Linked DNA regions of Homo sapiens: region 2 is linked to region 1. The links are chromatin contacts, found by Hi-C or POLR2A ChIA-PET in ENCODE. All regions are on one chromosome and are shown on one strand. Each heading gives the region's core, a stretch centred on a gene start or an enhancer-like site at or near the end of the contact. The rest is flanking DNA. Distances are from core to core; before and after follow the strand shown. Region 1 overlaps ARHGAP26 (Rho GTPase activating protein 26). Region 2 has its middle 70 kb from the start of ARHGAP26-IT1.

What was found. Hi-C counts contacts between places; a loop is a spot of excess contacts on that map. ChIA-PET counts read pairs that join two places held with the same protein, here RNA polymerase II (POLR2A). Pooled maps may share reads with other maps.
Region 2: a loop to region 1 is called in a pooled map, with 3 times the contacts of the local background. The contact joins two enhancer-like sites. A Hi-C loop is called at or near these places in 1 of 168 maps with a recorded cell type or tissue (mammary epithelial cell) and 3 of 50 pooled maps. POLR2A ChIA-PET finds 5 or more read pairs at or near these places in 4 of 52 experiments (OCI-LY7, PC-3, Panc1 and 1 more).

What each region holds. Positions count from the first base shown.
Region 1 is chr5:143,100,541-143,104,246 of GRCh38, forward strand. All of the region lies in intron 17 of ARHGAP26 (Rho GTPase activating protein 26), which reads left to right. Among named protein-coding and RNA genes, the nearest start is that of ARHGAP26-IT1, 90 kb to the right of the region's middle. Within about 2 kb of position 2,046, at least 3 of the 41 ENCODE cell types and tissues checked have a DNase peak (open chromatin) inside an H3K27ac peak, as active enhancers do.
Region 2 is chr5:143,260,369-143,264,074 of GRCh38, forward strand. No RefSeq gene overlaps it. Among named protein-coding and RNA genes, the nearest start is that of ARHGAP26-IT1, 70 kb to the left of the region's middle. Within about 2 kb of position 2,148, at least 6 of the 41 ENCODE cell types and tissues checked have a DNase peak (open chromatin) inside an H3K27ac peak, as active enhancers do.

The sequences.
Region 1 (3,706 bases), core at 796-3,295:
TTACGGTATCACCTCTGATTTTCAGCTTAATCACCTCCCATGGTGTGAATTTGGGAAGCGTAGCTTCCTTTCTTCCAGTTTTAGGTTTTGGACATAAAACCCAGGTAGTCACTGCTTGGCAGTCTCCTTAGGGACTCTGCTGGCTTTGTGGGCAGGAAATGAAGTCTGTTTACCTTAGGCATGCACTTGATTTTCATAAGGTGCTCCTTTGCTTCTCCTTTCTAGTATGAATGGGTACATGTATCTCCATTTTCTGGACTCAAATAGAGGCCATGCACGGTGGCTCATGCCTGTAATCCCAGCTCTTTGGGAGGCCAATGCGGGAGGATCACTTAAGGTCAAGAGTTCGCGACCAGCCTGGCCAACATGGCGAAACCCTGTCTCTACTAAAAAAATTGAAAAACTAGCTGAGTGTGGTGACGTGTGCCTGTAATCTCAGCTACCTGGGAGGCTGAAGCAGGAGAATGGCTTGAACCTGGGAGGCGGAGGTTGCAGTGAACAAACATTGTGTCACTACACTCCAGCCTGGGCAACAAAGCAAGACTCTATCTCAAAAAACAAACAAACAAACAAAAAACCAAAGAGTTCTGAAGCCATTCTTCACTTGAGAAGCATCACTGAGAATGCGTCATATGCCAGAACACCTCTCTCTTGGATCATTGCAAGAGAGTTAGGAAGGAATGAGAATGAGTCTGGCAGGAAGGATGCATTTTTAGAGATGAGGGCAAAACAGAAAATTACTCTGGTTCGAGTGTGTCATTTCTCTTTCTCATAATTTTTTGTTTCACTTTCAGTGCTGGGGACCAACAGGTCTCTTGATGTAGGGTTGTGGCCCCATACACCTTCTATTTCTGCTCAGGGAGTGGGCCTTAAATGTGTCTTTCCTGGGCCTTCATACAGTCCTCACTCTTTCCTTTGGTTTTTATTAACAAAAGGTGATTGTTTTCTTAGCTCTTTGGGGGTGACTCCTTCTCATCAGGTGTCACCATTTCTGATTTTTTTCCCTCTCCTTTCCTTAACATCCAACCAGGCAGTGCTTTGGTGTTTGTCAGATATAATGCTCTTCAGGTAATATCTTTCTTTAATTACTTTTCCCTTCTTTTTTTTTTTTAATTTCCCTGAAACAGACACACACACTGTTGCCTTGAACAATTGCTTCCTACCTCCCTCTCTCTGGGAACTGGATTAATTTTTTTGTCATTGCTTAATGGAAATGTCGACATTTCAATTTCTGCTGCATGTTCTACACAAAATTTAACTGGACAAGATAGGGAGAGAAGCTGGAGAAGGGAAAGTTCGTCATATGACATAAAAGCTTTTTTTTTTTTTTTCTTCCATAATGGCTTAGAGTGTGCCTTCCTTAAAAAGGGGGAAGCAGCTACTATGGCAACAGGTTCTATTTTCCTTAGGGGCTGTGGTGGCGCTGATAGAACTGGAGTCTGGAGAACATGAAACAATAGCCAGGAGCCCCAGGAGCCTGCAGCATGTTTTTTTTGTAGTAATTACTAGCCTTTTCCATGATTCAAAACTATGTGGTAAGTGGAACTGGGTAGGTTGGTGGTGGTTTTGTTTCTGAGTGATATAGACAGCAGGACCGTGAGTAAGGGACCCTCTCTACATCTCACAGAGAACCCGTACAGTGCGCGCCTGGCTGGGGAGACTGCTCTGCTCCAGCCCAGATATCCCTCCCTCTTCTCTTCACTTCCTGCCTTCCAGGCCTGGGGCTCCCTCCTGATAAACTTCAGTCTGTTCCACTAGCAAGTACCAGAGTGTGAGTCTCCCCTGGCAGGTCTTCCTAGAAATGCCACCTCCATTTCTTTCAGAGGTTTCCCTTCATTAAAGACCTCAGTGTCGGCCCCAAACATGCAGAAAAGGGGTGCTTGTTTGACTCTCCTAGAACAAGTTCTTATCAGAGGCAATCTTTTTCCTCCCCTAACTCAGAATGCTGATCCTCATAAAGCTTGAGCAACAGTGCTTGGTTCTGCTAATCACTGCTGGACCCATGCCGGTCACACAATTAAAAGTTGGCGTTTGGGACTTTGTGGCCTGGTTACACCCCTGTGCCTGTTGCGTCGCCCATCCGGGCTCTAGGGAGACAGAGACTCTTTCATTGCACAGCTCATGAAATACCAGAGGAGAAAGCTTGCTTTCTTACCAAAGCATTCTTCACTAATAACGTTCTCTGCATATACTCCAATCCTGCCTCTTTGAAACTTCTGTTTAAATTAGTTCTCCTCCTCCTTCTCCTTATCATTGTGCTTTGTACAGCCCTTGATAATTTTCAGTACTTTTTTCACCTCCCTTGCTTGCTTTGTCCTTACAGCATCCCAGTGCCTCTATGAAATAGACCAGGGAAGAGGCAGCACAATCCATTTTTGGTCTCTGTGGTAGCCACAAACGTTTATATAATGCCTCCCAAGTGCCATGGTGGAGTCTGGTGGAGTCTGCCCAGCTTCACAGGGGGGATCTGACATCTCCCAACTATTTTTCTTCCCCATGAAAATTTGTGAAAGATATATGGATTATAAACACAAGGATACCTTAATAGGTGTAGAGCTTTATTAAATTTTTAAAATGTAGAACTAAGGTGCCATCCTTGCCTGGTATGTCGTCTTCTTTACCTGTTCTTTTGATTTGCTTTGCTGCAGACTAATTGTGCCTGGGACCTTAAAAGTCACTGGATCAGTAGACATGGGAAAAAGTTCAATATCATTACTCTTCAAAGAAATGAAACTTTTAAAAGTCAGGAAACAACAGATGCTGGAGAGGATGTGGAGAAATAGGAACGATTTTACACTGTTGGTGGGAGTGTAAATTAGTTCAACCATTGTGGAAGACAGTGTGGCAATTCTTCAAGGATCCAGAGCTAGAAATACCATCTGACCCAGCAATCCCATTACTGGGTATATACCCAAAGGATTATAAATCATTCTACTGTAAAGACACATGCACACGTATGTTTATTGCAGCACTGTTCACAATAGCAAAGACTTGGAACCAACCCAAATGCCCATGAATGTTAGACTGGATAAAAAAAAAAATGTGGCACATATACACCATGGAATACTATGAAGCCATAAAAAAGAATAAGTTCATGTCCTTTGCAGGGACATGGATGAAGCTGGAAACCATTCTCAGCAAACTAAGAGAAGGAACAGAAAACCAAACACTGCATGTTCTCACTCGTAAGTGGGAGTTGAACAGTGAGAACATATGGGCACAGGGAGGGGCACAGCATACACCGGGACCTAACAGGGGGTAGGGGGAAGAGGAGGATAACCTTGGGAGAAATACCTAATGTAGATGACGGGTTGATGGGTGCAGCAAACGACCATGGCACATGTATACCTATGTAACCAGCACATTCTGCACGTGTATCCCAGAACTTAAAGTATAATAAAAATATATATATATACACACAATGGAATATTATTCAACCTTAGAAAAGGAGATCCTGCTATTTGTTACAACATGGATAGACCTAGAGAAAAAAAAAAAGAGAGAAATGAAACTTAAGATAAAAGCTTTCAAAATAGCAATACCTTATTTTGGTGCTAGTGAAAGCACCAAAAGGAAAAATAAAGGTCCTAGGGAAATGGGCATATTAAAATTTTCTAGGTGGGAATGTAAATTGACATAGATCTCATGGGTGACAGTTTGGTAATATCTATTAAAAATATTTATGCTGGCTAGGCACAGTGACTCA
Region 2 (3,706 bases), core at 898-3,397, 160 kb after region 1:
AACACCATTCTACTCTCTGTTTCTATGAGTCTGACTTTTTTTAGATCTCATAGATAAGTGTGACTATGTGGTATTTGTCTTTCTGTTCCTGGCTTATTTAGCATAATGTCCTCCAAGTTCATCCATGTTGTTGCAAATGACAGGATTTCTTTCTTTTTTATGACTGAATAGTATCCCATTGTGTGTGTGTGTGTGTGTGTGTGTGTGTGTATATATGTATTTCTTTTTTATGACTGAATAGTATCCCATTGTGTGTGTGTGTGTGTGTGCACACACACAAATGGGCAAAGAAATGTAGAGTGTATCCCACACAATGGGATACTAGTCAGTCATAAAAAAGAAAGAAATACACACACACACACACACACACACACACACACACACTACATTTCTTTGTCCATTTATCTGTCCAAAGACACTTAGATTGTTTCCCTGTCTTGGCAATTGTGAGTAATGCTGCAGTGAACATGGGAGTGCAGATGTCTCTTTGAGATACTGATTTTGTTTCCTTGAGGTGTATATCCAGAAGTGGGGCTGCTGGATCATATGGTAGTTCTATTTTCAATTTTTTGAGGAATCTCCCATAGCATTTCCTATAATGGCTGTACTCATCAAACATTAAGAGATATTATAGATATCTTGTAATTAGATGCTAATCAGTGTACTGAGTTCTGAGTGTACATGAGCAATACAAAAGTAGGCCTTGGCTTTCAAGCACACACATCTATGGTGTCACGAACTTGGCTTGAGTGTGTGTTGACCCTTACAGCCCCTGCTAACATCCTAGAATTTTGGATTTGGAGTGTAAACAGTAAAGTTGCACTCATTTTCTTTAAAGATAGAATGCTAAAAACTATTATCAGTGGATTTTAGTGTTCTGGTTAGTTGGCCCTTTGTTGATCTTCATTATAATTGAGATTTTTCAGCTTTTTTCCAGACAATTGAACATCATTGATGATGTTAATTACTGTCTTTGAGGCAGATTTCGGCCCACATACCCATAATTGGCAGGGCAAACAAAGAATCCTTTTAGGATTATATTTAATGCAGTGCTTTATTCCCATGTTATAGATACAGAGCAGAATCTCTTATAAAACACCTCACTCTCCAGAAACTTCAGTATGTTCTAGATAAATTTGTACTCAGGGTACAAAGTAATGCTGAGACGTTTTCCCTGTGCTCCTAAAGGCCAAAAGATGGATCTGGCTAGAGCAAGGAGTGCTTGTGAAAAATGTTTTGTTCAGCTCTGTACTGTATATTTTTTGATAAACTGTTTTTTTAAAATGAATTCTTGGGACACATCAACTATGAAAGAGGTTGCAGCACATCCAGCCTTTCACCTGAGTCCCTGGCAGTTTTGTATATGAGAGGTGGTATATTAGCTTTCTGGTTCCTGTTTGCAATTTGATAGTGCGTTTTTTGGACTCTTTGCCACAAAGAGGTATGTAATCTGTGGCCTACTGTATTTGAGTAGGAAGCAGCTAAACTGTTCATGGCCCCCGGTCACAAAGATGATGCCATGTTTGATCTGTTCCATCACCCTGCTCTGACACACTGTATTTTTAAAACTTGAGATATGATTCACCCTTTCAAAGTGTAATTCAGTGGTTTTTAGTATATTCACAAAGTTGCGCAACCATCACCATCATCTAATTCCGGAACATTTTCATCACTTGAAAAAGAAACCTTGTACCCATTGCCAGTCACTCCCCATTCCGCTGCTTCCCTTTGCTTTTGGTAGCCACTAATCTACTTTCTCTCCTATGGATCTGCCTATTTTGAACACCTCATATAAATGGAATCACACATTATGTGGTCTTTTGTGACTGATTTTTTCTATTTAGCAATGTTTTCAAGGATCATCCGTGTCGTTGCATTTAATAGTACCTTATTCTTATTCATGGCTAAATAATATTCTATTGTATGCAGAGGCCACATTTTATTTATCCATTCATCAATTGATGAACATTTGGGTTGTTTTCACCTTTGACTATTGTGACTACAGTAATTCCCCCTCTATTTATGGGGGATACATCCCAAGACCCCCAGTGGATTCCTGAAACTGCAGATAGTACCAAACCCCATTGTGATAGTCTGTCTGGTAACCAAGATGGCTACTAACTGACTAATGGGTGAGTAGTGTATGTATAGCATGGATACACTGGACAAAGGGATGACTCATGTCCTGGACAGGACAGTGGGATTTCATCATGCTACTCAGAATGGTGCATGATGTCAAACTTTCAAATTGTTTATTTCTGGAATTTTAATATTTTCAGACTCTGTGGGTAACTGAAACTGTGAAAAGTGAAACCACAGATGAGGGGGACTACTGCAGTGCTGTTATGAACATTCATGCACAAGTTTTTGTGTGATTATATGTTTTCAGTTCTCTTGGGTATATATCTAGGAGTGGATTGCTGGATTATATGGTAACTCTGTGTTTAACTTTTTGAGGAAATGTTTTCTATGGTGGATGTACCATTTATATTCCCAGTAATGTATAGGGGTTCCAGTTTCTTAGTATTCTTGCCAATACTTGTTATCGTTCATCTTTTTACTTATAAATTTCCTAGTGGATGGTGACCCACTATATTTTGCTGGAAGAAATGTATAATCATCATATTTTCACATTTTCAGCCTTAAAGGCCTATTCAATACAAAAATAATCATTTTCTCTAAATCTTTATCTTTTACCTATTGAAGGCTATCATTGGAATAATTCAGTTATGTTATTTACTTGAACTTATAGGCTAATCATTGAAAATTCTTAATTATGACTTGAACTTTTGCCAGCTCTGAGGTGGATTTTATTGAAAATTTCAACCACATCTAAAAAAACTCATTATTTAGATGAAATTTAAAAATTATTTTAAATCACTTGACTATGTTCCCTTGCCCCAGACTATTTCCAGTGCCTCAGACAGTTAAATAATGTTATTGAAACAACTACAAACACAAGATTTTCAAAGTCATTACTAAACATTGCAGAAGAAATATTTGCTTCCTTGCTTTATAAGTCACCGTGGCCAGTGCCTTTGAAGATATTTTCAAATTGTTTACTGGCATTGTGCATTAAACTCTTTCTTCAGAGTAGGCTCTGTGAGCCAGAAAAATAGTAACCTTTTTCTTTGTTAATACTAAAATTTATGTTGACCGTATGATTCACAAACTTTTGACATTATGTTATCTCCTTGTGGTGGTTACATTATCCCTTTGAAGACAGATATTAATATTCTTCTTGTATATATGAAAAATATACTCAGAAAGATTAACAATTGCCCAAGGATTCACAACTAATAAGTTGCTCATGTAGGCTTTCGATTTCATTTCTCTTGATTTTTTTCCCTCACAGCTGTGAACCCCGTATATCTGAGACAGGTCTCAGTTAATTTAGAAAGATTTTTTTGCCAAGGCCTGTCATGACACAGCCTCAGCAGGTCCTGACCACATATGCCCAAGGTGGTCAGAATACAGTTTGGTTTTATACATTTTAGGGAGACATGAGACATCGATAAACACATGTAAGATGAACATTGGTTCAGTCTGGAAAAGGTGGGACAACTCCAAGTGGGGAGGGGGCTTCCAGGTCATAGGTAGATAAGAGACAAATGGTTGCATTCTTTTGAGTTTCTGATTAGCCTCTCCAAAGGAGGCAATCAGATATGCATTTATCTCTGTGAGCAGAGAGATGACTGATTAGAAT